2 separate regions of the Mus musculus genome follow, and region 1 is linked to region 2. A link is a loop called in an ENCODE intact Hi-C map of the cell type or tissue named here. Cell type or tissue: left cerebral cortex. All regions are shown on one strand. Each heading gives the region's core, and the rest is flanking DNA. Links, peaks and the distances in the headings are about the cores only. Region 1 overlaps Ppp2r5c (protein phosphatase 2, regulatory subunit B', gamma). Region 2 overlaps Ppp2r5c (protein phosphatase 2, regulatory subunit B', gamma).

Region 1 (8,328 bases), core at 244-8,243, 81 kb before region 2:
ATGGGGATGTAGTTGCAATTCTTTTAACAACTGTTCTAACAATTCATAGTATTTTATAGCTATTGTACAACTAAGTGTGTGACACTATCTTACTTCTGATAATGATGAAATGGGACAGCCATTTTACTGTGTGAATTTATTTAACATTTTTAAGAGTAAAGAAACCATGACAAGTAATAGCTCGTAAGGCAGGTCAATTAGTATCTGCTTAGAAATAACAGTGTCCAACAGTGGGAGGGTTGGAGCTGAGCTCAGCTGGCAGCCTGCTTGCTTGGCAGGCAGGAAGGCACGGGCTCCTCCCTGGCACATCATAAAACAGAGCACAGGCTTGTAACCTAGCACGTGGAAGGTGGAGGCCGCGGCGTCATAAATTCAGGGCCATTCCTGGCTACGCAGCCAGCATGGGCTATAAGAGACTCTGTTTCTAACAAAACAGAACAGAAAACCAAACCACACCAAGTGTTTGCTGAGTATGTAGCGGCTTGGCAGGGGACTCCTCTGTCAGGCACAGGCCCCAGATTAATTCCCAGTATTGTAAGAAAGCAAAGTAGAACAAAGGTGGAACAAGAAACGAATCCTGAGTTATTTCCCATGGCCAATGGTTTTAAGTACATTCTGGATGCTGAATCCCAAAATGTTTGATGCTGACCAATTTTAACATGAAGCTGTAAGTGCGGTCTAGTGAGCAGTTACACCTGGATTCTAAGATCAGTTTTTTAACACATTTGCTCTGTCTAGCAGCAGATGGATATTTTTATTGGCATAAAGTGTGAGGGAGTTAGGAAGCCTTCAGAATATCCCATCAATATGCCCTACCTCCCACACAATGTAAGGAAGTGAGAAAGGCCATGGAACCATCACTTACGTGACTGCCTTTAATCCTACTACCCTGTGCCCATGGCTGACTCAGTTGAGGCCATAGCTAAGTGTCATAGGGATGGGCTTATTCTACTGTCCTAAAGACCAAACTCACTAGGTAAAAATTCATGGCACTACATCCTTCTGATCCCAGGAGATGGAAGAGATGAAGGGAGCCTGTAATGACCACCAGGACACTCCCAGGCTGTAGAGCCCAGCAGGAGGGGCAATGTGAACTTGCAAGGCTGAGTCAGTCCCACAGAGGAGGGAGTTCTGAAACTGGAAAGGTCCTGTCGTTGATTAGCACAACATCATGTAGCTATTTGATGTGAGAAAACTACCAGGGGCCATGAAAACACACACAAGGATTAGTGAGGACCCAGTACAGTTGACATTTTACCCGTAGGTTTCATGTCCCTGGATTCAGTCAATCAAGTCTCAAAAATATTTGGCATAGCTGGGCGTGGTTTAATCCCACACCTTTAATCCCAGCACTCGGGAGGCAGAGGCAGGCGGATTTCTGAGTTCGAGGCCAGCCTGGTCTACAAAGTGAGTTCCAGGACAGCCAGGGCTATACAGAGAACCCCTAAAAAAAAAAAAGGCAATAAAATGCTGCATCTCTGCTGAACATAGAGACTTCTCTTTTTAAGTCATGGTCTTCTAAACAATACAGTGCATTATATAGCACCTGAGGTGTTCTAGGTAATGAGTCATCACACAGCACCTGCAGTGTTTTAGGTGTAGTCTCTAGAGATGACTTAAAGCAGGAGAAAACTGAGAGTGGACAGGGAGACGTGCTTCTGCAGACATGATACCCCTCATATAAAGGTCTTGAGCATCCCCTGATATATGAATCCCCCTGGACATTGAAAGATAACTGTATTAGGGGAGGCTGGGGAGAGTGGCTACTTTATCAAGCAGGCCAGGAAAACTCCCAACCATTGGTGCCTTGGACTCAGCGCCATCTGGGCCTTGGATTGGCAATGGAGAAGTTGTTAGCTCTAGGCTAGCACAGCTCAGGTCCTGCTTAATGGTTAAAACAAGAACCAAAAGGATCAAACTGTCTCCATATTTCTTAATTGCATCTCCAAGTATGCCTCAAAAACATTAAAAGGAAAAAAAAAACTAAATATACAGGACTCAACAGGACAAATGCACAGTTTCACACAGGTGAAGACCAGATAGGTGGAAAACAGGGAAAGGCAATGCACACTGACAGAATAGGCCATCCACCTGGAACTGACCTGACTGAGGTGGGTATCAGCAGACAAAAAGTGAGGCATAGACACAGAAGCTATAAACAAAAGATACAAATCCAACTACCAGGGGTGATGCCCAAAGGGTGAGACATGAACTACGGGGTGGAACTGACAGATGAGAGACCGGGGAGCCTGAAGACAGCAGGGGAGGAGCCAGGCAGGAACCGAGGAACAGCAGAGAGCAACGAGACAGCACCCGCGAGCCCGGGCAGCCCCAGATCCCATGACTCTGGGATCCAATATACAGTAATCAGAGAACAGAGTCCCAGAGACCAATGGCAGAACACAGTGGAATACAGAAACAGACTCACTAATATAGTCAATTGATGTACAACTACTGTGCAAAGCTGTTCTATGGAGGTTGGCAGCCTCTTCAATGATAGGGCGGCTAAAAGAGCCTGCAGACAAATGAGCCACAGACCTAAATCAGAATGTAAACCTGTAACAAAGAACACAAGGAAAATCTTTCTGGGTTCTTTAGCCATGGCTCCACAGTATTAGCAATTACAGAAATGAGTCAGAGCTGGCTTCATCTAAATGAAGGACAGAGTTCTTGGGTGCTAGCGTGCTGGCCCGAAACCCATTGCAGTGTGCACAAAGTTCATGCACATCTGAGTCTAAAGCTCACCTACAAACACAACAGCTTGCAGCCAACGCCAGAAGCCACCCAAAGGCATCAACTGGGGGAGGGATAAGCGGGCTGGGTGCTTGTACAATGAACAGCACAGGGAGCAGTTTGAGGGGACCACTGACTCACCCAACAAGATCAATCGCCAACACTTGCTTAGCAACAGAAACCAGACTCTAACAGTCACACCGGGACAAGCCCACTTCCCAGACGTTCTGGCAAAGACCAGGGCACAGGTATATAGAAAGATGAGTGGCTGGCAGACAGTGTGAGAATAACTCTCTCTAGGCCAGAGGCTCCTCCAAAGTTCCTGGCTCACCTCCACTCTGGTTCTTTGAATCTCTTTGATCTGCTCCACGAGCAAAAGGAACACCTAGCAACCATGCTGGCTTGAGACTTGCTACGAAGAGCAGACCAGCCTCAAACTTGCTGCCATCTCCTTGTTTGTGCCGCCTGAGTACAGGGACTGCAAGGTTTTAACCTAACAACTCTGGGGCTCAACCATCCAAGCTCTACTGAGATACACTGAACAAGCGAACTCCGCACATCTGACTGACACACTGGCCACACTCCTCAGCCCACCTGTGACATCACCTACGACCTGAACTCACTCATCCTCCCCAAGGCTTCTCAGCAGATTTCGCAAAAGAAAAAAAAAAAAAAAAGAAGAACTAGAATGAATTTGTTGGTTGGGAATGAGCATGCCTAAAGCAGCGAGAAGGGTGGCGTGAGGAAAGAGTTGTTTTCTTTTTAAATTTGTTTCACTTGTTATAAAAATAACCATGTATTTCTTTTACTATTTAAAACCATCAAACAGGGGAATTTTTCAAAATTGCAAGAGCAGAGCTCTTTAAAGGATGCAGATAATCTCAGCGCGTCACTGTTATTCATAGTCTTTAACCCAGGTTATTGTAACGCTGGTAAAGCAAAGAACGACAGAGGGCCGCGTGACTTAACCCTCACTCGAAGCAGGGCTGTAAAGTATATGGAAACGCCGCTGGCGACTATCCTCTCCTCCTCAGTTCTAAACACCCTTTCCTTCCCCACTGCACGCTCGCAGCACCCGAACAATGCCCTTTCCTCACTGAAGCAGCGACAAGTGTCCAAATTCAACCATCCCAGGGTCCATGAGATGCCTGTCCTGGGATGTGGGTGGGAGAACACTGCAGGTTTGTTCCAGTATATCCTGAGGAAAACCCGAAAACCAGTATGTAATCAAGTGTGCAACAGTGACTAGATTAATGGGGTGAGTGGTAAAATAATGGGGCGAACTCAATCCTGGAAACCAACAGGAGTCCTACGTGGGCAGCACTATCATAGTGTTACACAGTGCTTGATTTTAGTCTAGTTTTGTTTTTAATTTGTGGAGTTTGGATGATAATAAATGTGGTACATAATCATTGTAAAAGTATTTTAGAATTACCAAAACACTGGGCAAAGTGGAATTCCCAAGGTCACACTATGCAAAGGCAGGTATAGCTAACCGCTGGGCCTGTCTTCCTCTAGGTTTATTTTTAGAGCCTACTTAAATAAGTAACCAACAACTCAGCCTCTGTTAGATGAGTGACACTTCACTGTGTTTCATGACTCACTTTCTGTCTGCTATTTTGATTTTATTCTTACGAATTTACTTCTATGCCACAGATAGAAAACAGCACTTCATACCGTGTGTTTTTAATATCCCAGTCACCTAATCTAACCAACTCTCCATGAAATAAGTCTTGCAGTTTAATGTCCTACTGCAAAAAGCAACACTCACATTAAACCAAGTCACAAAAAACACCTGAGTTCAAGGTATCAAAGACTGGGAATGAAAATTAGAAACAAGGAGTTTGAGGGTTGGCTCAGTGGTTAAGAGCACTTGTTCTTACAAAGGACCCAGGTTCAACTCCCAGCACCCACATGGAAGCTCAAGAGAATAAAGAGTGTCTAAGAGAATAGCTTCATACTGAGCATGGGATATGGGGCAGAGAGAAAGCTGTCCCTGAGAGTCTGTGGATCAAGTCTGGGCTATCCTCGGATGTCCAACACTCTCCTTTGAGCACACAGTACAATAGTGACTGGGGCATCTGCACCTAGAACTGGACAGTAGCCTCTCTCTCTGCACATCTCAAATCAAATCAAACCACATCTTGTTCCTACCCTAACACCACCCACACCTGCCCATTTCTCTCAGCTGTCCCAGCTAAGTAGCTTACTCCACTACCTATCTGTCATGCTGGGGCATGTCTGTCAGCCAGCCTGTCCCACGGCAACCCCCACCCACCATGGCAAAGCTCTTCCTACATGTTCTCAGCAGGCAGCCAGAGTGAAGGGGCAGTGTGCACTCTCTCACAACCATTAGGTTTCCAGGGTCAGGACTCTAGCCACACTCCACCCAACCTAAGTCTTTTTGCTCCTGGGGTCCTTGGAGCACGGCCCCTGCCGGGCACCACCCTGCCCCACTCTCTGACTCTGGGCGGATCAGCTCATCCTCTAGACAGTAACAGTGGTCAGGCTGCCTGTGCAGCTCTCAGCTCTGACTGCTGCTACTACTGTCTGGTCTTGTCCCTCAGACACGTCCAGGCAGTCTCTGGGAGGGCTGAGACCATATTACCATTTTCAGTGCAAGCGCCCTCAGGTAACAGGGTGCCTCGGGAGTTCAGAAGGGATGCAGTGTATGTTTCCTGACTCACTGAGTACACTGAGCTGTGTTCTGGTTAGTGATCCAGCACAGGTGTCTGGGTAACCCCAGAGCTCCATGTGCTGCGAAGGGCTCCTGAGCCAGCCAATCTATCCAAACAGTGCCCTAGCCAGACCTCTTTCTGCCCACAAGGCCTCCCTTCCTGTGTCCAAGGCTTTAGAGAAAGTAGTGTCCCATGAATTCAGCAATTCAGGACCTCAACTTTCCTCTTAGGGAATTTACTCTCAGAAGGGCTCTGCTCCATTTTTACATAAATTAAGAAATTTAGGGTAGGAATGGTTAAAATGGCAGTGCTTCCAACTGCTTTTCCATCTCCGTCAGTCTTTGGGCAGCAGACCTGACTGTGACAGCAGAAGCAATGCTGCAGGCCCAGATCTCCAGCCACCACGTTTATGCAGGAGCCACAGTGACAAATGCTGGGGCTGTCTCTTCACCTTGTCTTCCCACAGGAGGAGCAGTGCACTTGGCATGCTGGCTGATCTCAAACTCTCTCCTCTTTTCTATAAAAAGGAACGAACGGCGACAGGTCCATGCAACCAACAACCCTGAGCTCAGCACATTCAGCCACGTCACTGTGACCCAGGCCTGAGCCCAGAAGGAAGCCGCAGTCTCTGCTGACCCTGTGACAGGTACACCTGCCAGCAACCTAGGTGGCAGCGAACACCGAGTGTGTCAGGGCATCCCCGGGGAACCGGGAAACCTGCTGTGGAGAGCTCTTGGCATCCCCAGGGAACCAGAGACCCTGGGGCTGCTTCAAGGAAATTCGCAAGAAGATCTGACATTGGGCTAAGACAAGGAAGTAAGCTCAAGAAAAATACAGCTGAGGAACATACATACTCTTTGTATCTTGATCATCTTGATAAGTCCCCAAATATAGTGACCATGGGACCTTTGTTTATGCCTGGTTTGTCCTTGACCAAGAACTGACCTTATTCTTTGCATGTACTTAGAATGGTACAAAAGCAGGCTGGGAAAAAATAAATTTGCTTCAGTACTTGCTGGAGTCATGCTACAATGTTGTTGAATTGTCTTTTCTCTCTTTAAGCCTCACTCCTTCCCTTGAGACCTTGCTGACTGACTGAGCTGGGTTGGTCAGGTGGTGCCCTCAATGTTGAGGCTCGAATACGAGGGGTTCAGTGAAGGGCATGGCAGAAGAGGAAGCTCACACAAAGGAAAATACAAAAATCTGGGCCAGCAGTGAGTAAAGTCTGTGAAATGGGACAGGGCTAGTAAAATGCTTTTTGCACAAATGCTTAGAGGTACGCTAGGGACAAGAGGAGTTCAGGAGATAGCTTGCTTCCTCTCTGGCTCCCACTGGGGGATGCCTAGTCCTGGATCTGGGTTCCTTTGGTGGGACATCCAGTTCTCTTCCCTCTGTCTATTGTTTGTCCTCGGTGTGTCAGTCTGTCCATGTCTGTCAGTTTATGTCTGTGGCTTTGTTTTGTTGCCTGACTGTTGCTTTGTGTTTCATATTCAAAAGAAAAAATGGTTAAAACTTTATCTGCTGGAACATTTGGGTTCAGCAGGTGGCAGGGTGCTCCTCCCATGAAATTACAGCTAGAAAAAGTAAGAAAAATTTGTCTGTCTAGTCTAACTATGTAAATGTATATAACCACTTCATGTTTGTTTCTGACTGTTTTTTTTTTGTTTGTTTGTTTGTTTTTTGGTTTTTTCGAGGCAGGGTTTCTCTGTGTAGCCCTGGCTGTCCTGGAACTCACTTTGTAGACCAGGCTGTCCTCGAACTCAGAAATTCACCTGCCTCTGCTTCCCAAGTGCTGGGATTAAAGGCGTGCCCACCACGCCTGGCTTCTGACTGGTTTTAACTGTATAAATATGTTCTGCATGTGTTGGTTATAGATTATTGGCATATAAGTTTTTGGGTATGGTTAAAAATTTGTAATGTTGGTAACCCAAAATTGGCTTAAAACTGGTAACTCAGTCGGGCATAGTGGCGCACGCCTTTAATCCCAGCACTCGGGAGGCAGAGGCAGGTGGATTTCTGAGTTCGAGGCCAGCCTGGTCTACAAAGTGAGTTCCAGGACAGCCAGGGCTGCACAGAGAAACCCTGTCTCGAAACAAACAAACAAACAAACAAACACCAAACAAACAAAAACTGGTAACTCAGGGTTGGAGTCATTCTAGCAACAACACATGGCATGAGCCAACCTAGGGAAACAGGGCTCTAAAGATGCCTCTAAATTGGAATAATATTTTATGTAATTCTTTGATCTAGAAGTCAGACTTATAAAAGATAGGATTTAAAACAATGTTTCTTTAATGAGGTATTAAAAATTGAAAGCTGCACTGTCGCACATTCATTTACAATAACTGGCAGCCAAACTTTGTAACATGAAAATAATGCACTTGGTATTGATTTTAGAGAGACTGGATTGTTTACACTGTTAAAAATTGGTCTTGCCTTCCAAAATTATGGTAATGCTCTGATATTGCAAAAGAAACTTTTTATGTTAAATAGTTAAATATGCATAAAGCTAAGGGGAGATTGGCAGTTTACAGTCCAGTCACAAGCTCCAGGTTCTAACCCCCCGGAACTCACCCACATTTGTAATTATGAAGACAATTCGGGCAAGTGGAGATGACTGCAAGATTTGCCAAAGGTCAATGGAACTATGGAACTTATGGGAGCATTACAGCCTGGCTTACTGACTCCAGCTGCCATTCCAAAAAAATATGTATCAACTATTATAGATTTAAAAGACCCTAAAAGGCTTGCATTTAGTGAGCCTGCTTGTAATTTTAAAGAACCCATGGAGCAATATCATTGGAAAGTTTTGCCTCAAGGAATGGCTAATGGCCTTACTTTATGTCAAAAATTTGTTGCTGCTTCAATACAAAAGGTTAGGACTTTGAATCTTTCTGTGTATGTTATTCATTATATG
Region 2 (8,328 bases), core at 28-8,027:
AATCTCACTGCCTTGGATTTGACAGCAAGTTGCTAACTACAATGAAAACAACAAAACCTGAAAAATAAAAATATACTTTTTATACATAAAAAGCATTATAAAAAGTAAAATACAACTGATAAAGACAAAATACTTGTGGATTACATATCTGATGACAATCTATCAGTAGCCAAAATACAAAAACTTCTCCCGGTAACTCAACAAGAGGAAGGCTACAGGCACTCAGAAAGGTGCTCCACCGGACTAGCCAACAGCCTCAGCATAGGCAGTCGGTTCAAACAAATGGAAGATAGCAATACCTGACAACTGTGTGTGTGTGTGTGTGTGTGTGTGTGTGGTGTGTGTGTGTGTTTCGAGTTGGGGAAGAGCTAGAATTCCTCAGTAGGTGAACTGAATAACCATCAGGTGACCCAGCAATCCCACCCTGATTCTTCTCTCTGGCCGCTGTCCTGGATTGGAGACCACGGCAGGTGTGCTTTGGTCTAATTGCTCATCCGCCTAAGAGACCCCAGGGTTTCCCTTAGCCTCCTTCTTGTTTTTAAAAGATTTATTTGTTTTATGTATATGAGTACACTATTGCTCTCTTCAGACACACTAGAAGAGGGCATCAGACCCCATTACAGATGGTTGTGAGCCACCATGTGGTTGCTGGGAATTGAACTCAGGACCTCTGGGAGAGCAGTCGGTGCTCTTGCGTTTGAGGTACTAATCGCAAACACAGTGTTGCTCATCAAACTCAAAGCAAGATAGATGACTTTCCTCTTGAGAGTTCCGAGTGCAGACTCCGGCCTCATCACTCGCATCCCTGGGGAACCTCAGGCAGCTGCAGGGCGATCTAAGGTATCCTGAGGCACAGGGCAGCGACCTTTCTGACCTTCTCAGGGCCCGAGCACTCGGACTCTGGGTCCTTCCAGGGGAAGCTCTTGAGAGGAGGGAAAGTAGAACTATCTACCAGGTGCCATGAGGAGCTGGGGCGACAAGCCACCCAGGCAGGCCCCTGCTGACTTGTGTTATTACCACAGTGGGTATGGGCCACTCTCCAAGTCTTCCCAACAGTTACTGGGCATGGTGGCAGAGGCTACCCCAGAGAAGCAATAGATATCAAGAAAGGGTGAGGACTTTCTAACAGGCGATGCCTCCTCCAAAGTCCAAATGTCTCTTCTGTTCCCCACACCTCCTGTACAGCAGGCATCCTCCTCCTGAACATGGAGTGAGAGAATTCTGGGCAACAGAGACATGGGTGCTTGTTAGTCTCGGTGCTTCAGAATTATTCATTCAACCAGCAAAATAAGCAACTGGCTTGGTGACAGAGCCTCACTCCTAAGCGTCTTACCATATAAGGGATTACTACACGGAACAAACAGCATGTTTCCTTCATTCAAACTCTGCAGCTCTGAGAATTCACGAGGACATGTGAGATGCCTACTGTGCCAGAGAGCAGGGCCAAGCCACTGGGATCACAAGGGGTTCACGATGGTGAACGGAGGCAAACACAAAGGATGCTCCTTGCCGTGAGCTAACCAGGGCTGGTTTCAGATGGGGGTCCAAGCCTGTTGATAACCAACCACCTCACCACTTTCTCTGAGTGGCCAGCTGCATGGATGCACCCTGGACCAGGGCCAGAAAGCCAAATCCCTGGGCCACACTGCCCTGCTTCCACCTACTCCATGAGAGGCAGTTCTGTGAGAAGGTGGTACCTGTTTGCTGGCCATTGTCTAAGGCTGCTCTCTCCTACAATAGCACAGTCAGCAGCTGGGACAAACCATACAAATATTTTAGGCCCAAAAGGCCTAGGACAGTTATATCTAGCCCTTCACAGAAAGCTCATTTTTCTAGGGCAACACTTCCTGCTGAGAGGTAGAAACAGAGAGGAAGGAGGGTTTTCTGATCATTGACCATGGATTTGAGCAAACCTGCCAGCCTGTTTCCCAGTGGTAGGAAAGGACTCACAGAGCTGTGACCTTTGGTAGCAAGAATACTGGGGGTCATGTGCCATAGGCGTCTCTGGGCAGAGTTCTCCACAGATGAATCTTCAAAGGGGAAGCTCAGAGGAGGGGATGTGACTTGGCTCCAGGGACCCACAGAGGTGGGGTACCATGCTATGAATAGCCACCTTCTCCTACTCTGCAAACCCACTCACCCACCAGTTATCTGCCCTCATTCGCCGGCTCCAAACACCCCAACACCTGCCTATCACCCCTTTGGGAAGAGAGAGTTCCATCTGAATGTCAAATCCTTGGCAAGACTGTCCCTGAACACTGAAAGCAGGCTGTGTGTGCAGTGAGAATAGATTCCCGTACTATTTAATAAAATAGTTAGACCCAGGGTCTAATGCACAGTAGGCACTCACATGCTTCACACTGACAACACCCCAGCCTTCATACTGTATTTTAACCATGGATGTTTTCACCTATAAAAATGTAGACATACAAGACACTGTCTGCAAGAGCGACTATGACACCATGTGCCTTCTCTTGGGTTTCTCAAGGTTCCCTCACCTAAGAAAATGGAGTCTCCTCACGTGTAGAACTTGGGGAGGCCTGTCATGGACCAAGAGGTAAACATAGTGCCTTCACACCTTACCAAGATACTCTCTCTTGTGTCTTCTTTTCTCTAAGTTTAGCTATTCTCTTGCCTATTTGTTTCTTCTTTTTGTTTAAATTTTTAATCTGAACTTTGATAATTTGTATTGTTAAAGAGAGCTAGTGGGGCTAAACTACAATCCGTTCGCTCATGTTAGAAATGGTTGTGTAAAATACTGTCTGGCTACTTGTCAGCTCTCCCTCACGGGACTCTCTCAGACACTATATACACTCCACATCTGGTAGGTCTGAGCCACACGGGGCTACTGCGCACTTGAAATGCGGCTAACCCAAGGAACTTGACTTTAATTCTCATGACTTTAGGTTGAAATGAAATCACTTGATGTGGCCAACTTCTGAGCTCCTCCCTGGACAAAGCTAACATTTGTGGCCACACCAACGCCTGTAGGCTGTACAGTGTGGGGAACTCATCTATCAATGTCACATTTCTCAACAAGAAAACCACACACACACAAAGATAAAGGGCAGCTCTGTGCACCCTCAGTGAAGGCTTTTAGCCTCTCCCTGGAGTTTAAATTCTAGGCTTGTTCTCTGACTCCCCCAGGTGGAGAAACACGGATGCTGCGGCCTGGGAAGCAGCAAAACTACTAAGTACTGCTCCCAGCCAGGGGAAAGTAGAGGAGCAGAGACAGTGCTGCTCAGCCGGGACCAGGGTACACCCACCATCTGGGAAACACGGCAGGCTCTTCCCATCACTGAAGCTTTCAGGGCAGTTGTCTTGTGCCTCAAGAAGACATCCTGTGAGCCATGCCAGTGGCTGGGCAGTTAGCTGATGACCATGATGACCAGGGATGTCCTTTACAAGGGCAGGGAAACTTCTGCTCTGTCCTGTGGCTGTCCACAAGCCTGTGCTCCCCCTGCAGCTACCTGTGCCTCCATGTTTAGGTTACCTCTCCCATCTCTTTCCCTGCCTGTCCCACAGACCTGGTCCTGTCCGCTTAGGCGCTAAAAGCGTTGGCGCCCTGACCCAAAGCAGCATCTGGCTCTTTCTAGGAGATGGGCCCTACCTAGGCCCTCCATTCAACACCGACTAAGGGGAACTGGCAAGAAACTCCCAAGCACACAGACTGTCCAGAGGCAACGGGAGCATACAGCACACCTCAGTCAATGCTTACGTTCTAAGCAGGTCAGGACTGCATTAACCTTCTTATCCCCACAATCCTCAGCACCATGCTCACAGGGGCCAAAAGGGCCAAAGATGCCCAGGCCAGAAACCCATCAATCCATCCATCCACCCACCTATCATCTATCTGTTTATCACCATGAAGTGCACTGCCTTGAAAAATACAGCAAAAATATCTTCTTCCAAGACGCAGTGTTCAAATGAACGTAATTAGGAAGGAGAAACACACTTCAGTGGAAAGCCCACTCTGAAATGCTTTAAATAGAACCAGACTGAATAGATAGATACATTTACCACTGATCTTCTCTAGCAAGGTCTGTGAAACAGTTATTCTTTTGCCAACTAAGAATTTTCTAATGCTTAGAACTTTCCCAAAACAGCAGAGGAAGTCCTGTCCCAGGTGTGGGCACATGCCTACAATCTCAACATTTGAGTAGCTAAGGTCTGAGGCTAGCCTGGGCTACATGGTAATAAGACCCTGACTCAGATATAAACAAAAAGAAAAGTCCTAACTGCCGTATCATCTGAGCTAGTATGACGTCACTTACTTAAAATCAATAATATTGAATGAAAGCTCTGCCCTGAAATTCCTTTCGGGATTAAAAAAATCATAAAACAAATAATAATTAAAGGTTATTTATAACTTACAATAATAGAACAGTAAGCAGGCTGACCTGAAGCTCTCCCTTTTCTGGCACTATTTATCAAGTGCGGAGGACTGACCACAAGGCCTTTGCACTGCACTCCCTAGGTACACGTTCCACGGCTGGGCAAAATTCCCAACCTTCTAAGCACTTTTTAAATCCACTGACCACTGTATTTCTCCACTGTAGGGCCCAACTAACACATGGAGATTGCAAAGAAGCACGGATCTTGTTAAATAGCTGGCCCCAAAGGACTCATCTAGTAAGGCAAGCGAGCCACAGGCCCAAAGCACTGTGCCGTGGATATGTGATGGCAAATTATTTCCCACGTTTATATTAGACAAAAGAAATATGGCTTAAGGAAGGAAAGCCTTCCCTGAACTGGACAGACGGCTCTGAGTTAAGAGCACCTGCCATGCTTGTAGAGGACCTTGGTTTTAGTCCTAGCACCCACACGGCAGCTCACAACCACCTGGAACTCCAGTTTGGGCCACCCTCTTCTGGTCTCTGTGGGCACTAGGCACACACAGTACACACAAACACTCACGCACATAAACAAATATAAATTGTTAAAAAATAAATCTTAAATTTCAGATAGATGAGCCTGAGCTGGTGCTCCAGGAAGCCAAACTGTCTTCACAGCAACTTGGATGGGATTTCATGAGTTCACTTCAGTCTCACGCCGGGAAGATTTGTGTGAGCGATACATGTGCTACCAAAATGGACTGACTGTAGAGCCAAGCAGCTAAAGATGTCCAAAAAACCTAAAGCAATGCCCCCCTTTTCCTCAAAAAAAACTATCTATCTATCTATCTATCTATCTACTTATGTGAGTACACTGTAGCTGTCCCTGGACACACCAGAAGAGAGCATGGGATCCCATTACAGATGGTTGTGAGCCACCATGTGGTTGCAGGGAATTGAACTCAGGACCTCTGGAAGAGCAGTCAGTGCTCTTAACCGCTGAGCCATCTCTCCAGCTCCCTAACAATACCCCTCTTTTCAGGGAATTTTCTTTAAAAAAAAATATTTTCACACAAATGCTATTTTTGTTAATATGTAATGAGTATTACTGCTATTATTAGCTGAATTGATGAATACTTGAATTTTTTGTTTTAATTTCTAATATGAAAAATATGGGTAAGAGAGCTGTAACCACCTACATAAAATCTGTTTGGGTTCTCAATGCCTTTGAGGCATGTAAAGGGCCCTTCCCTTTTGTCTGAGCACTGCTGTTCAACATGGAAGCATACCGGGGGACGGCAGACGCACTCTGGAGGCAAACGTGCACACTCTGTAGAGCGTCTTTTCAGTGCAGGGCTCAGCAGGGGTGAGTCTGTCCTCTGGAGACACTCAGCAATGCCTACTACTGGCATTTAGTAGGTAAGGTCAAGGATAAACGCAGCTGGGAACAGCCTCTCACAAAGCCCCTGCCTCCATACCAGCGTGGGCACCAGGTCTCCCACCCATCAGCTTACACGTGGATGAGGAGTCGGAGGTGGAGGAAAAGCAGCTTATGGAAGACCCAGGTGCTTCTGAGGCCTGAAGGCAGCCAATCCAGAGTAGCCATTTCCCAACAACTCCCAAGCTCTCCCATCTGAGGCTGCACCATCTTTCTATGCACCTGAGCATTGGGCACCGACCTCAGGTCTGAAAAGAGCCAGCCAATGGATGGAGGCTTTGGCCCTTCCACAGAGGATGTCAGGTAAGTGACCATGTGGCTCCTTCCAAACTACTCCCACAGCCACCTTCCAACTTATTCAAGAAAGATGTCTGCTCCACAGACAGTGAACAGAAAGCCCCGAAATAATTTTGAAAGATATTTTCATAAAATTTTTACCTATGTTCCCACGTAATGGCTGTTATTAGATTAATAACGTCTATAAATTTTAGTTTAACTTACAGAAAAACATTATTTGGCTCCCAGCGTAACGTGACCCCTGGCAAGCCTCCGCCTTACTGTCCCTTCCTCCGAGGGCTGTGGCAGTGCAAAGGGACAGGAGATTCATAAAGGTAAACAGGGTCGACGTAAGAGACCGAGTCTGAGCGAAGGCTGCTCCAGCTTCCTTCCAAGCACTGCATGTTACATAAGAGATGCTGAAAAGACTTTCAAACAAAACTCAGCCCAGCATGCAAAACGCACAGACGGAAAACGAGACTCAAACCACCTTTAATGTGTCCAAAACAAATCACTTTGTAAAAATCATCAACACATTTAAAAAAAAAAATCTCAACTTTGGACAAAGTGCACAGATTTTAAAAACACGACAAGACAATACAGCAACACCATCCAATGGCCTGACCCTGCCAAATGAAGGTCTAGATCTCAGTGTAATTTAGGATTTGGAGTATTCATAAAATGTGCCTAGTCATGTTCCTCCGTATCCAAGTGATAATTTGTTCTCTCCGTCCATCTCCACGTTTTCTAACTTCAAGTAGCCCGTGGGTCAGCTGTGGCCTGTCAGTTAAAGACAAGCAAACCTGTACTAAACAAACTGTACCTGGCACGGGACAGAAATCTGTATTTTCAGGACACACAGGAATATGCAACAAGTCAAAGTTTAACATACTCATGGACAGAGAAGAAAAGGAAAGAGAAATGTGCGAATGCCCAGCAGCAGTAACAACCTTTAGCAGGACCCATAACTACGCTACTGGATCTACGCTGTTGTGCATCTTACAGGGAAAAACTTCTTAGGCAAAGCAGGGCCCAATCTATCCCGCACAGTAAAAATGGGCCCCCAACATCTTTAGCTCACTAAAGTGTCTCAAGAGATGAGGAAACACGTTTCCCAAGGCGAGCGCGTGCATCACTCCTGACAGGCCTGAATCCCCGTTTGCTCTCACTCCCAGCCTGGAGGACCTTCCTGGGTCTCATGCTGTCTTCCACTCCAGTACTTTTCCCTCCTATCTAAAAAGCCACGGGCTAGCCAAAAAGTGTTCTTCGAGGTAAACCACTTGAGGCCTGTCTCTCGTGAGGCCAGCCGAATGTCCAGCGTAAGGACTTTCCATGGCCCGGAGGGAGAGCGGTGTGCTAAGTCAACCACAGGCTAACTTCTCGACTCTCACTGGGATCACTTCTCAAGCCTTTCCGCAGCTCACCCATGGCTGCAACACCAGCCCTGTTTACCTCCCCAGGCTGTAAAACTGGAGTGTGGAAACTGTCTAGGCTCTGAGCCTTCACGGGACAGTGTGGACCACCGCTGCTCGCGTGACATTAGAAGGGCTCCAAGAGCAACCATGAATACCAAACCCATTTACACTCTTCAGGCTAAAATATTCAAAGTCGGAGTAATAGGAGGAGAGGAGCGAGTACAGTCAAGACTTAATTCACTGGATGAGTCAATCACACTTGCTAAGTGGGTGGGAAAAGCAGGGAAGAACAGAGCCCAAGGCTGAGGGGAGACAACAGCCATCAGAAAGAGTAACTCAGAGGTCACAGGAGCTACTGCACTTCCAGGATCTGTATTCCTGGGAAATAGTTTCAACAGTGATCTGCCAAGGGCTTAGCATGCCATGGTGCCTCGTGCATCCTTCTGAGATAGGGGTGAAGGGCCCAACATCTCAGTGCTTTTCAGGGGCCATTTCGAGCTCTGTGACTCCAGCTCTTAGACAGTAGCACTAGAAAAGATACAAAAAGACAACTGGGGCATCACATGGGACACTGCAGGCCACACTCCAGAGCCCTACATGACTGACAGTAAAATCCCCACATACTTTACAGACAGCTACACAGCAGTGGTATGGGCATCTTTCAACTGGGATGGGGTGGGGTTTAAACCTAATATCCATCCTACCCTTACAGCAAGGTTCTTTTGATAAACTAGGGAGAAATGAACATACATACTGATATTTCTCTGTGATTTCCCCCCCCCCCCCAACAGCAACAGGACACAGGTATGTTTGAGCGAGAAAGCTTTGGGGAACCGTAAGAAGTTTTAGCAGTCCTAATGACAAG

What was found. Hi-C counts contacts between places; a loop is a spot of excess contacts. Peaks named below come from ENCODE experiments on the same cell type or tissue, not always from the same donor. Only the 100,000 strongest peaks of a DNase experiment are listed, where the experiment ranks them.
Region 1: a loop joins it to region 2, with 2.6 times the contacts of the local background. A loop is called at or near these places in 8 of 42 quality-filtered maps.

Annotation. Positions count from the first base shown.
Region 1 is chr12:110,529,953-110,538,280 of GRCm38, reverse strand. All of the region lies in intron 4 of Ppp2r5c (protein phosphatase 2, regulatory subunit B', gamma), which reads right to left. Among named protein-coding and RNA genes, the nearest start is that of Gm19605, 48 kb to the right of the region's middle. In left cerebral cortex, for the core only: no CTCF peak of the experiment used is centred there; DNase peaks (open chromatin) are centred at 368, 2,886, 3,581 and 4,327; H3K27ac peaks cover 1,003 bases.
Region 2 is chr12:110,449,193-110,457,520 of GRCm38, reverse strand. All of the region lies in intron 2 of Ppp2r5c (protein phosphatase 2, regulatory subunit B', gamma), which reads right to left. Among named protein-coding and RNA genes, the nearest start is that of Ppp2r5c, 6.1 kb to the right of the region's middle. In left cerebral cortex, for the core only: a CTCF peak has its summit at 3,153; DNase peaks (open chromatin) are centred at 1,280, 3,143, 6,429 and 7,782; H3K27ac peaks cover 1,042 bases.